Regions from separate parts of the Homo sapiens genome. Here region 2 is linked to region 1. A link is a contact called in ENCODE Hi-C data. All regions are on one chromosome and are shown on one strand. Each heading gives the region's core, a stretch centred on a gene start or an enhancer-like site at or near the end of the contact. The rest is flanking DNA. Distances are from core to core; before and after follow the strand shown. Region 1 has its middle 14 kb from the start of ITGB6. Region 2 holds the start of DPP4-DT (DPP4 divergent transcript).

Region 1 (7,070 bases), core at 1,795-4,294:
GCCCAAGAGTTCAAGACCAGGCTGGTCAACAGGCAGAGACCCCATCTCTACCAATGTTTTTTTTAAGTAGCTGGGCATGGTGGCACGCACCTGTAGTACCAGCTGCTTGGGAGGCTAAGGTGGGAAAATCACTTCAGCCTGGTGTGGTGAACTATGATCACACCACCACAATCCAGCCTGGGCAACAGAGCAAGAGCCTGTCTTGAGAAACAAACAAACAAACAAACAAACAAAAACCAGAAATTAAAATACAATTTAGTTAAAGAACATATGTCACAGCTTCAACATAGTTCATAAAAAGTCCCAACTGAATAACATATTCAGGACTCTGGAAATTCACATAGGACAGGCATTTTAACCAAAGATACTTGAAGAGATATTAGACATGATCTTGGCAGTTAAGGATGTTAAGGATAAGTATAATCTAACCAGATGTGGTGGGTTGGAGCATGTATTTCTATGCTGGTAAAAAATGGGTTGTTTGGGAAATGGGAAAAGAATCTATTTTTCAGGAGGTATTGCTTTCACAGGAGAGTGAGTCATGCACGTTATGGAAGTCATGCAAAGTTATGGAAGGCTTTGAATGTCAGGTTAAGTTATTTGGATTTTGTTCTGTAGGTTATGGAAACTCATCAAAGACAGTTGACCTATAAAAAGAGTGTTTTGGCCAGTTGCATAACATGTGAGTGGAGGGAAAGGGCTGGGAGATGTCCGACCACTTAAAGGCTAAAGTGGGTTGAAGACCACTTCATCGCCTACCTATGAGCTAAGAAGCTTGGTATGGAGCTGAGCAGGTTTTAGGGGGTGATGGAAATAATTTTTTGGGTACAAAAATTATGACTACCATTTAGGGAGGTGGAGGTTGGAAGAGTGAATTTTTTAAATTGCTTGTCAAAAGCAGACAGGCTGTTTTCTGAAGCATGTGTGGAAGTTAAGGGTATAAAAGTTTGCTCTAAGGGGACATGGAATAAGGGAATAAAGAGTCTGTTCCAGAGAGTTAAAAGCTTTTACACCCCCAATTCCATCCCACCCTTTACTTGGGCTTCAGGGGTGTGTTTCTATAGGTTTTTAAAATTGTACCCTTCTCTTCCGTTCAGTGGGCATCCACGAGGCTAAGTGTGTGCTGCTTTCAACCTAATGACTTCCAAGTTCATGACATCTCTTCTTGCAAATAGTATTCACACACCTTTATCTTTCCCATCCAATTACTTGAAATAATCACATCAACCAAATGTATTTAATTTAACACAATATTCAATTTATTGCCTGAACAAAGATGGCACTGCTCACCAAATGGAAGTGTGGGCCACCCAGAGAGGACTATATACAATAGCTAATATTTAAGATGTTCATTCATGGACTGACACATGGAAATGCAAATGTGGCTCACCACAGGTCATTTAGTGGTGGGCTAGCCTAGGTCATTCAGTACTAAAACTGTAGTACCTGGGCTACAGTTACTAGATCAAGGGCTGGGTCTGAGTCTAGAGGTCAAGGTGTTATATCTACAATAAAAGTAAAAAAGTATGGGCTGAAGAAAAGTTGAATTTAAGATAAATGCATAAATCAATGCATTAATTAGGTACATAAAAATTGTTTAAACTTTTCTTTACGATGTTTTAATTTTCAACCTTCCAGTCATTGACAGGACTCATTTCTGTACTCTCTCAAAACCCAGGGTCTCTCTTAACTTTGTAGTTAAGAAAAATCTGGAAGTATCAGCCTAACTAATATCAAGGGAAGTAAAAGTTGATCAAGTAATTCCCAAGTACTATACCCTACTCTGGAAACCCAGGTTATGTTTGTTACTTTCCACAGGGAAAACCTGTACATTTAGTTGGGTGATCCAGGAACAGTTATGTGACCTGAAACTGTATAGCACATGTCTCAATATTATTTCAGAGATAAAAGGAGGAAGAGCTTTTCAGCAGGATTTGGAGGGTCTAAAAATAGGGTCCTTGGCTTACATGACTAGTGTCCTTTCCTTACTTAAGGGTTCGGAACTTGTTCTGTGTGCCATATGCTTTTCTGGCAGTCTAATGCAGGCTATGAATCCCTTTTCAGAAAAAAATAATGTTTTAAAATTCCTAAAATAAACTACATACAATTAGAAAGAAAGCCAATTAGACTGAAACATGGTTATCAAATTATTGAAAAACAAATTTACATTATAGTAACACATGTACCTCTTTATTAACACTTTAAATAAAAAGGTCACTGGCAGAGCTAATGAACACTGTGATTTTGACACAGTGCTAAGCGTTGACAACATTTTGAGATATCTGCAACAACTGTAAAGTGATGTGAAAAATATGTGTAATTCCTGTTGGTGAGAGTTCCAAGTACTGCTAATATTACAGTGGTTTGTTGTCTACATTTGTAACGGAAGAAAATGTTTAATTTCACTCTGGGCTTACTGCAAATGAAGATGCAATTTTTTCCCCCTTCCAAAATCAAAGACTCCTCAAGTTCTATCAGCAGATAAACCCAGGTCTTTAAAATGGGTGTATTAAAGGTTTTTTTCTAGGTAACACATAAACCATCAACACTCACTGGAAACCACACGGACAGCTCCTCAGGAGGTGTGGGGTGCCCCACTGCTTGCCCATGGTGCTTGCTGGCCACCATAAGTGGCTCCTGGCATCATGCCTTACTAAAGTGGATGCTCAGTGCATCTACTCAACAACGGTGTGAAGAAGGGAATGGAGAGACAATGAGTGGGTTGGACTTGGCTCACCCTTCCTGCTCTAACATTTGGACACTCTGTGACAAATGCAGAAGGAATTCACTGAAGCCAGCTCAGAGTCCTGTACTGCCAGGCGTGACTGCAGAACACAGCCCAGGCAAGGGATGGAGCAGTAATGCACCGTGGGGTGGGTGGGGGTCCATGCTCAGCCCCAAGATGGAATTCTGTCCCTTCAATAAAGATCTGGAGCAGAAAAGGAGCATGCAGCACCCAGCAACCACAGAGGGTGACCACAGAGCTGAGCAACAGCTGAAGCTGTCCAGCTGCTTTTCTGTGGCAAGTCTACCCACATCCGCAACAGACAAGGGATTCATTCATCAAGACCCTGGCTTCATGAGAAGATCATATGTCAGTGTGTGTTTCTGACAAGTGTTGTTAGCTGAAAGTGTGGACCGAAGGTGCCCCCCAGCTCACCACTACCTAGGCCACCAAGAAAAGGGAAAAAAGAGGCTGAATTCACACAGCCTTGTGAAGTTCCTGGCAGGACCAAGTGTTAGAAACTTAGAAACTACAAACTGTAATATAAAGCAATTATTAAAATGAATAATAGTCGTATAAACTGGGCATGGATGAACGAATTTATTGCATTTTGGAAACTTTTGCATCAGGAGGACTCATATTGTAGAAAAGAGTAATCATAAAAATGGCTGTCATTTTAAAAAACATGCCTACTGTTGCAAGTACCACATGTAATTCTATTTAATTTTATCCTCACAACAACCCTTTGAGCACTTCTAGCCCCTGTAGTGGATTGAATGACGACTGCATCCAAAATATAGGTTCACCTTCCCAGAACCTGTGGATGGAATCTTATTTGAAGAAGCGTCTTTGTAGATGTAATTAAGTAAAGGATCTTGAGATGAGATAATCCCAGATTTTTTGGGTAGGTCCTAAATCCGAAGACAAGTGTCCTTATAAGAAGAGGAAAAGACACAGAGAAGGAGAACGCCAGAGGAGAAGATGTGAAGACGAGGCATCGAAATGATGCATCTACGAGTCTAGGGATGCCAATAAGTGCCGGCAGCCCCCGGAAGCTAGGGAGGGGGAGGGAACCCCTTCTCCCTCAGAGCCTCCAGACAGCTTGCTTTCAGGCTTCTGGTTCCCTGAACCGTGTGTCAGAAAATTGATTTATGTTGTTTTAGGCCACCCAACGCTCTGAGAATCGGAGCTGTTGTTCTAGTTCTAGTACTGAAAACTGCCCATGTGACTCTGGCCAGTCCCTGACTACCAGCGGAGCCCCCTGGGTAAGGTGTGCACACTACCCTGCTGCTCTGCTGCCTGGACAAATCAGTCATTCAAGTTGAATAACACTATTAAGGTAACGATAGTTTAGTATTAAGGTTAACCACCTGCCTACCATCAGACTGCCTGGATTTGAGGCCAACTTTTCCGCTTAGTGCCTATGAGACTGCGACCAAGTTATTTAACCTGAGTCATTTTCTTTTTCTTCTGTAAAATGGGGAGAATTCAAGAGGAGCCTTGAGCAGAAAAAAAGACATTTGGTAAAAACTAAGGAAGTCTGAAAAAAAGTATGGACTTTAGATAATAATAATGTATTAATATTTGTTTATTAATTGTAACAAATGGGCTAGGTGCGGTGACTCTCACCTGTAATCCCAGCACTCTGGGAGGCCAAGGCAGGCAGATCACCTGAGGTCAGAAGTTCGAGACCAGCCTTGCCAATATGGTGAAACCCCGCCCCTACTAAAAATACAAAAATTAGCCAGGTGTGGTGGCACATGCCTGTAATCCCAGCTACTCGGGAGGCTGAGGCAGGAGAATCACTTGAATCCAGGAGGCAGAGGTTGCAGTGAGCCAAGACGGCACTCCAGCCTGGGCGACAGAGTGAGACTCTGTCTCAAAAAAAAATTGTAACAAATGTACCATACTCACATAAGATATTAATAATAGGGACGGCTGGCTATGGGATATATAGAAATTGTACTAATCTAAAACTCTTCTAAAATATTAAATTACATATTATTATTTAAATGGGGAAAATATCAGTACCTCACCTCACATTGTGATAAAGATTTATAACAGTGTTTGGCATATTATAAGAGACATTGTTCGCTATTATTGTTTTAGGGCTGTTATCAGGAACAAGGAATTCGTACTTGCAATGTTCCATGAAACAGGCTAAATCATTTTTTTAAGTGAGATGATGTGACATATTTAGAGTAAGGTTGTCTGAAAATGTTATTATAACTGTAATTTTGACTCATTCCAAAGCTAAGTAAAGCCAATGTAGTAACTAAACTTTGTTTCATGCCTCAGTGTTTCTTGGTTTTTAGATCTTTTCAAACTGTGACTCTGACTACTACTGTAATTGCATGTAGCTCATGCAAACAAGATCTACCTTGTTTATCTGAGAAAAATGGAAAAAAAGAGAAAGACTCACAAATTGCAAATATATCTCCTTTTTGTTTCCTATCTGCTACTGGATTCCATTTTTAAAACACCTACATCATATTTTACTTTTTCCTTAGAAAACCAAGCAGAATGAATTGCAGTGACTCTTATATACTATTTTGACCCCAGGAGGTGGACAAATGACCATATATATACATATACATTCATTCAGATTACTGCAACAATGAAAGAAGCACACTCTTGATAAAACTGGTCATTTTAAGAATGACGGTGTCAACAGAAGAGAGCCAAACTCATTCAGATTGCTCCCACCTTGCCTGATGCCTGCATCATAAGAAAGCAGCAGAAAATCCAAGTTTGGAAAAAATGCTGCACACTTTCTCACCTGAAGAGATGCTTCCTACCTTAGGAAGAGAATGCTGTTTCCTTAACGGAGCTACTCTTCTGGACCTTCTGCAAGTAAGATGGGTAGATGGACAGACAGGCAGATGACAGCTTGAGGACAGGCTATTGTACCAAAAAGAAAGAGACCAAGGGCAGATGCAAGCAGCAACTGGGATCCTCTGCCCAGAAGATACAGGAAAACAATAGATAGCCGTATTCGAAATTCATTTCGCAAAGAAAACCAGTCTACGTCATTCAGTAATAAAACTGTAGTATCTGGGCTATAGTCACTAGGTTAACTATACTAGGTTATAAGGCTGGGTCTGAGTCCAGAAATTTATAATGAGCCATCACTATTGCAAGTGTTTTATCTGAACTATTATCAAAATGGACCTCCTCTCTGGGCTTTCCTGGGAAAATGAATCGTCTCCTGGAAAACCCATCTTGAAAGATCTTTGAATTGCAGAATGCACAAAAAAGGCAGCAGTAAACACATGAATTCACACCCGCCTTTTCCTAAGAAATCTGACTACAATATTATCATAGGATAATGAAAATAGTTTTTTGTTTAATTGTTAAACAAAAGTAAACAATTTTCTTCCCTGTGGGGCTTCTTGAAGTGTTTAATAGGTTATAATGCACATTGTGAGTTTCTGATGGAAGATTTAATAGTCTATATTAAATAAACTGCAGGAGCATTTCATTATCAGGGCAAGGATTAACAGCTCACTTCAGATCACATTTTAGGAAGCTGTGCTCCTCCTCCAGCAACATTCATAAAAATAAATCCTTCTGTTGGTTAACGTTTAAATCCTGTCTTCCTAATCTTTGGTTGCCTAATAGGGCCTAAACAATTTCAAGACCAATCTATACCATGCCACAAATGTCCAATAATCAATCCACCAAGGTCTGGACTGAGACCAGGGCTGACAACTGCCTTTTCCATGCTGCTGAGCCTTACTCTATTGGTGTCCAAGATAACTTAATTTCATCAACGCATAGGGAATGTTTGCCCCTCCCCCAATATTTGCAACTAACAGCAATTGTCTTTTATCAAAAAACTTTCCTATTTGTGTTTTGATTGAAACTTTAAAACATCGAACTCCTTGATATAAAGAAAATGATTCATTTCCTTCCTTTAATAAATGTTGAAACTACTGTGAGCCTCTCGCTTCATCATGCCTCGGTTGTTACACCCTCAACCGCTAGGGGGTGCCAGGAAAGGGCCCTGGGCTCAGGAGCAGCAAAGTTCCAGCCAGAGTAGTCAGGACGCAACAGAGATTGCAGCCCAGGCAGGTGGTTTTCATACTTCCCCAAACAAGCCTCACACCTGACTGCTCACCGGAGCCGCTTTTTGTCTGGAAGTAATTATGCCCAACAATATATAGATTCGTTACGTCTGTTGTGGTGTAAAAATCTGACACACCGTCTTTAATTAGAGGCCAGCTGAATTTGCTTTAAAGGCTTTTCTTCTTTCTCCACTTCCAAGTCTTGAGACATCACCAGGTTAATGCCATTTTGATTAGCTTGTTAGAATAATTTATTGTTTAGCCTTTTTAACGATTAG
Region 2 (7,070 bases), core at 4,571-7,070, 1.9 Mb before region 1:
CTATGCTTGGCTATACTTCTCCAATCATTTACTCAGTAACTTTAAAGGCTGCCTGTTTTGAATGGATCCTGAAGCAAAAGAAGGCTCTGCATGTTTAGGCTATAGTGCAAGTTGTACTTGGATCTTATGACCTAACAAGCACAATACTTATTTAAAATGTATGTGGCAGCCGGAGACACTGTATGAAGCCTCTGGCAAAACCCAGTGAGAGAATCACAGAAGATATATGACTCTTAGAGAAAAGTCATATACTCTTTGCCAATTTATTAGTTATCTACTGTTGCATAATAAATTACTTCCAAAACTTTAGGGGCCATCTTGGAGGCTGCCTACAATAACCAGTGACAATTCACTACTTAAAAAGTGGCATCTCTCTTGCTACTGGGATCCTGTAGAGACTGAAAGCATGATCATGGATCAAGTATATTCATTCATTCACTAGGGCTGCTATAACAAAGTACCACAAACTGGGTGGCTGAAACAACAGAAATTTATTATCTCTCAGTTCTAGGAGCTATAAGTCCAAAATCAATACATCACAGGATTGGTTCCTCCTGAGGACTATGAGACAAAGAAAGATCCACTGTAATATGGTTTGGCTGTGTCCTCACCCAAATCTCATCTTGAATTATAGCTCCCATAATTCCCATATGGTGTGAGAGTGACCCAGTAGGAGGTAATTGAATCATGGGGTACAGGTCTTTCCCATGCTGTTCTCATGATGGTGAATAAGTCTCATGAGATCTGATGGTTTTATAAAGGGGAGTTCTCCTACACAAGCTCTCTTGCCTGCCACCATGGAAAATGTGACTTTGCTCCTCATTTGTCTTCAGCCACGATTGTGAGGCCTCCCCAGACATGTGGAACTGTGAGTCAATTAAGCCTCTTTCCTTTATAAATTATCCAGTCTTGGGTATGTCTTTATTAGCAACGTGAGAACAGACTAATACAGTAACCTGGTACCAGGAGTGGGGTGCTACTGTAAAGATACCCAAAAATGTGGAAGAGACTTTGGAACCTGGTAACAGGCAAAGTGATATGGACAATAAAGTCCAGGCTGAGGTGGTCTCATGCAGATGAGGAACTTGTTAAGAACTGGAGCAGTGGTGACTCTTGCCATGTTTTAGCAAAGAGACTGGTGGCAGTTTGCCCCTGCCCTAGAGATTTGTGGAACTTTGAACTTGAGAGAGATTCTTTAGGGTATCTGGCAAAAATTTCTAAGCAGCAAAGCATTCAAGAGGTGACTTGGGTACTGTTAAAAGCATTCAGTTTTATGCATTCACAAATATATGGTTTGGAATTGGAACTTATGTTTAAAAGGGAAGCAGAGCATAAAAGTTTGGAAAATCTGCAGCCTGATGATGCAATTAAAATGAAAACCCCATTTTCTGAAAAATTCAAGCTGGCTGCAGAAATGAGGAGCCAAATGTTAATCACCAAACAATGGGGAAAATGTCTCCACGGCAAGTCAGAGGACTTCACGCAGCCCCTTCCATCACAAGCCAGGAGGCCTAGGAGGCAAAAATGGTTTCATGGGCTAGGCCAAGGGCCTTGCTTCTTTGTGCAGTCTCAGGACTTGGTGCCCTGTGTCCCAGCTGTGGCTAAAAGGGGCCAATGTAGAGCTCAAGCCATTGCTTCAGAGAAGCAAGCCCCATGCCTTGGCAGCTTACATGTGGTGTTGGGCATGTGGGTGCACAGAAATCAAGAATTGAGGTTTGGGAACCTATGCCTAGATTTCAGAGGATGAATGGAAACTCCCAGATGCCCAAGCAGAGGTGTACTATAGGAGCAGAACCATCATGGAGAACCTCTACTAGGGCAGTGCAGAAGGGAAATGTGGGATATGAGCCCCCACACAGAGTCTCCACTGGGGCACTGCCTAGTGGAGCTGTGAGAAGAGGGCCACCATCCTCCAGCCCCCAGAATGGTAGATCCAGGGACAGCTTGTTCCGTGTAACTGGAAAAGCCACATATACTCAACGCCAGCCTGTGAAAGCAGCCAGGAGGGGGCCTGAACCCTGCAAAACTACAGGGGCAGAGCTGCCCAAGACCATGGCAACCCACCTCTTGCATTAGCATGACTTGGATGTGAGACATGGAGTCAAAGGAGATAATTTTGGAGCTTTAAGATTTGACTGACCTGCTGGATTTCAGATTTGCATGGCACCTGTAGCCCCTTCATTTTGGCCAATTTCTCCCATTTGGAATGGTTGTATTTACCCAACACCTATAACCCCATTATATCTAGGAAGTAACTAACTTGCTAGTGATTTTACAGAGTCGTAGGCAGAAGGGACTTGCTTTGTCTCAGATGAAACTTTGGACTGTGGACTTTTGAGTCAATGCTGAAATGAGTTAAGACTTGGGGGACTGTTAGCATGGCATGATTGGTTTTGAAGTGTGAGGACATGAGATTTGGGAGGGACCAGGGATGGAATGATATGGTTTGGCTGTGTCCCCACCCAAATCTCATCTTGAATTATAGCTCCCATGATTCCCATGTATTGTGGGAGGGACCTAGTGGGAGGTAATTGAATCATGGGGGTAGGTCTTTCCTGTGCTGTACTTGTGATAGTGAATAAGTCTCACAAGATCTGATGATTTTATAAAGGGGAGTTCCCCTACACAAGCTCTCTTGCCTGCCACCATGTAAGACATGACTTTACTCCTCATTCGCCTTCAGGCGTGATTGTGAGGCATCCCCAGCATGTGGAAGTGTGAGTCAATTAAGTTTCTTTCCTTTATAAATTACCCAGTCTCAGGTATGTCTTTATTAACAGCATGAGAACAGATGAATACACACTGCAAGCTTCTCCTTGGCTTGTAGCTGCCATCTTTTCCTATGTTTCTTCACATGGTTTTCACTCTGTCTCTTTCTGTATCCAAATCTCTCCTTTTTATAAAGTTATCAGTCATATTGGATTGGGGCCCACCCTAGTGACCTCATTTTAAATTGATTAACTAGGTCGTGGAGACACGTGAAGGTTGGTGCGGAGTTCGTCTCTGCAAGCATGGTTGTCCTGGGATGGATTCCTCCTGCTCTTCCTCTGCGGCGGGTTTGGGTGCAGTGGACCCGCAGTTGCAGCATTTTCATTGAGGTAGAGACTCAAAAGCAGCGCTTCCAGCAGCTGGTGCACCAGATGACTGAACTTTGTTGGGAGAAGTGCATGGACAAGCCTGGGCCAAAGTTGGACAGTCGGGCTGAGGCCTGTTTTGTGAACTGCATTGAGCGCTTCATTGATACAAGCCAGTTCATCTTGAATTGACTGCAACAGACCCAGAAATCCAAGCCAGTTTTCTCAGAAAGCCTTTCTGACTGATCTCAGCATTACCTCTTTGGAAAAGGAAGGTAGTTCAATAAATGAAGAGCTGTTGATGGGATGATTGAAGAAACAGCTATGAGAGGACTGGCTCCCATCTTTTGTTACTTTTGGGACATCCTGTCATCTGAGAATGAACAAAGACCAATTTTTTGTGTGTGAAGCTTAAGGGTCATATGTTTGCTTGTATTTTTTAATGCTAATCTTGTGAAAATAATTGACAGGTGAATGGAAAACTCTATTTAGATGCATATTACTGTACACGGGACTATGCTTTTCTCAAAGCCCCATTAACTGCTTCCTATTATTTTGATAGTGGGACCACATACATAAAAATCTCTCATTTGTGTGGAGTCATTTCGATTTCAAGGGAGATCCTTGTGTTTTTCAGAAAGGGCAGAAGTGGGGGAAGAATAATTTAGTATCCTTATCTAGTGTTTGATTATCAATGCTGGAGAAAAATATCTGTAAGAGTGTTTATACAGTACACTTCAGTTTTCTTGATGATCTCCCTTTCCTATATGATGATTTGCTTAAATATCCATATTAAGTATAGTCTCAAGGTAAGGTAGGCAGCCTGAGAGTCTAGAGGTCTTTAGTTTTAAAGGAATCTAGCCAGTGAACATAATTCTTATTACTAGACTGCCACAAGGAAGAAATTAACTTACCCTGTATATCAGGGTACAAAAAATTCAATGATGTGCCTAAATAAGTTATAAAGATTTAGGCCAATCATAAGCTAACAGCAGTTTCAGGTAGAGGTGCATGCCTAATGTTAATTAGTGTAGATTCCATTTACTGCATTCTTTTGATCACTGAAATAAAAGCTATATAAGATTCAAAAAAATTGATTAACTCTGTAAAGACCCTATATTCAAATAATGTCACACTCTGAAGTCCTAAAGGTTGGGATTCTAATATATCTTTTGGAGGGACACAATTCAATCCATAACATCAAGTAACTGCACAACCTAGCTACCCTAATAAACTGAGTGTTGCCTAATCTACCACATGATAAAATTGGGCATTTGCAGGAGCATGCTATTATTAAGCGAAAATTGTATCTATATGATAAAGGAGATAAGCCCACCAGGTCCACAAGGCACAAGAAACTCAGACTAGCAGAAAACTTAGACTCTATGATGCCTGCTCCCATTGACTCAATGTCTCTCCCTCAGTGCACACCTATAGCTTCACAAGGAGTTTCCTACAACTAGGCAACAGATGAGGGAAAGGAGTCAATGTTATGCAAAGTAAGCTGGCACTAGCAATAAGTAGATGGCTGCTGCATCAGAGTCCCTCCCAGGGATGTCCTGAAACACAGCAGAAAGGGAAATCTTACTGACAAACAGAACTTTGAGCAGAACATCTGCTTTTCTATTTTGCAAGAAAAAAGAGATGGCCCAATGTAAGATCTACACTGACTCATCAGTGGTGGCTAATGTGTTGGCCAGCTGCTACCTTAAGGATTTGGAAAAAACAAGATTGAAAGACTGGTGACACAGAGGTCAAGGTGGGGGAGGCATGTGAGAGAGTCTCTTGAAATGGGCACAGGGTGTGAAGATATTTGCGTCTCATGGAGTGCCCTCCAGAGAACAAATTGACCTGTCCCGTAGATGTCAGCCAGCCTCCTGCCAGCTTCCTTGGGGCTTGCTGAATGTACAATGAGTGCCATGGTGCTGGCATGGAGATGAAGCACAGGCTTAACTCTCCAGACTTCCTTCACCGAGGCTGATGTGGCTTACCAATGCTGAGTGAGCAAAATGCTGAGAGTGAAGGGCAGCACTGAGCCCCCTGTGGCACCATTCCCCGTAGTCCGTGTTAAATGGCCTCTCTTCACAGCATCAGTTCACAGGGTCCAGTAACACCATTGACTCATCTTCCTCAGCAGTTGGAAGAGGGAGGAGGAGAGTTAGTTTCAGCCTCTGGAGTTGGGGGTGAGTGAGGATACTGATGTATCACAAGCAACTAGTGGGCAAGGGGGAAAAGATGACTGAGTTCAAAAGCAATGCCTGGATTGGAAATAAAAGATGGAAAATTGCATTAATTCATAATCATGTGGTAATGCCCCATCGGACTCTGCATTCTTAATCTTTTACCTCTACTGACAGAGAGGCTTTGCTTTTCAGCTGCTGTGAACAAGCTGAAGAGGCCTTATCCTCTTATCTGCAAGAGTGGAAGTAATCACAGGGGGCCCTAAAGGCAAATGTTTACCTGTGTATTTTATCGTGAAAGTGCCAAGGGTCCAGACCTCACCTCTCTTGTCCCACTTTATCTCCAGTACCTAGAAGGGAGGCTGGCACATTGTAACCACTCAAACATCTGTGGATGACTGGAATAAATGGGAGGATGTAGGAATGAATGAACGAATGAATAATCCTTTAGGGAACAATAGAGAGCTGGGGGAGGGAGAAGCCATACCTGATCTTTTATTCTTCTCCAAAACCCTTGAAAAGACTATGAGAGGCCGCATAGAGTAGCCATTAAGACCTTGAACTCTTAATTTAGGATCTACAACTTCCTAGCTGAATGGCTTGGCCAAGTTATTTATTCTCTGTGTACAGTCTTCCTTCCTGTAAAACAAACACAGTAAATGCTTAGAGCAGCACCTGGGAAAAAGTCAAGTTCCACATAAGTGTTACTGTCATTATTTTTGTCATCTTGATGAGTGTGTAAGCCTGCAAGACAATCGGGAAATTCCCTAGGGAGGGTGAATCCAGATACTCAGCTTCCAAGGGCCATTCAAGAGGGAACAATCACCTTTTCTCTTTGCCTTTCATACTGCTTTAGACCCCTCACTGCTTCCTAACATAACTTTCACTGGCAAGAGACGGAGTCCTGGGTTTCAGTTCCAGTTGCCTGCGGTGGGCTGTGTGAGTTTGCCAAAGTCCCCTGCCCTCTCTGGGTCTCGGTTCCCTCGCCTGTCCACGTGAGGTTGGAGGAGCTGAACGCCGACGTCATTTTTAGCTAAGAGGGAGCAGGGTCCCCGAGTCGCCGGCCCAGGGTCTGCGCATCCGAGGCCGCGCGCCCTTTCCCCTCCCCCACGGCTCCTCCGGGCCCCGCACTCTGCGCCCCGGCTGCCGCCCAGCGCCCTACACCGCCCTCAGGGGGCCCTCGCGGGCTCCCCCCGGCCGGGATGCCAGTGCCCCGCGCCACGCGCGCCTGCTCCCGCGCCGCCTGCCCTGCAGCCTGCCCGCGGCGCCTTTATACCCAGCGGGCTCGGCGCTCACTAATGTTTAACTCGGGGCCGAAACTTGCCAGCGGCGAGTGACTCCACCGCCCGGAGCAGCGGTGCAGGACGCGCGTCTCCGCCGCCCGCGGTGACTTCTGCCTGCGCTCCTTCTCTGAACGCTCACTTCCGAGGAGACGCCGACGATGAAGGTGAGTGCCGCGCCACGTACGTCCCCGGGGCGAGCTGTGGGGACCTCTTCGCCAAACTCCCCAAATGGCCCAAAAGCTGGCGAAACCGGACCAGGGACTCCCCTTAGGCGGAAGCCCCAAGGCCACCCTCTGACAGGTGAAGGGACGTCCCAGAGCTCTCGCTTAGCTTTCGGACCCTGGCTTCTGCTAGGACCCTGGCGTCGAGCTTTGAATGTCCCGGAGAGCCACTCACAGAACGCACGCCCGAACCCGGGCAGGGGTAGAGAAACCAACGCTAATGTGCTCTGAAGGCACAAGTTCAAGGGCACCCGCCTTAGAGAACTCCAACTGGCGCACTCCAGACGCCACCCCCACCCCCAGCCCGCGGTC

What was found. Hi-C counts contacts between places; a loop is a spot of excess contacts on that map. Pooled maps may share reads with other maps.
Region 2: a loop to region 1 is called in a map with no recorded cell type, with 2.4 times the contacts of the local background. The contact joins the promoter of DPP4-DT here to the enhancer-like site in region 1. A Hi-C loop is called at or near these places in 3 of 37 single-sample maps with no recorded cell type and 2 of 50 pooled maps.

What each region holds. Positions count from the first base shown.
Region 1 is chr2:160,210,490-160,217,559 of GRCh38, reverse strand. No RefSeq gene overlaps it. Among named protein-coding and RNA genes, the nearest start is that of ITGB6, 14 kb to the right of the region's middle. RefSeq lists an enhancer at 6,992-7,041. Within about 2 kb of position 3,044, at least 7 of the 41 ENCODE cell types and tissues checked have a DNase peak (open chromatin) inside an H3K27ac peak, as active enhancers do.
Region 2 is chr2:162,073,607-162,080,676 of GRCh38, reverse strand. DPP4-DT (DPP4 divergent transcript) reads right to left here and starts at 5,820. Exons shown (of 3, transcript NR_147697.1): 1 at 5,742-5,820; 2 at 5,066-5,199; 3 at 2,745-3,447. It overlaps DPP4 (dipeptidyl peptidase 4), which reads left to right and starts at 6,462. Exons shown (of 26, transcript NM_001935.4): 1 at 6,462-6,701. The coding sequence starts at 6,696. It also overlaps the pseudogene TIMM8AP1. RefSeq lists a promoter at 4,281-6,057, enhancers at 5,612-6,309, 6,744-6,943 and a silencer at 6,334-6,593.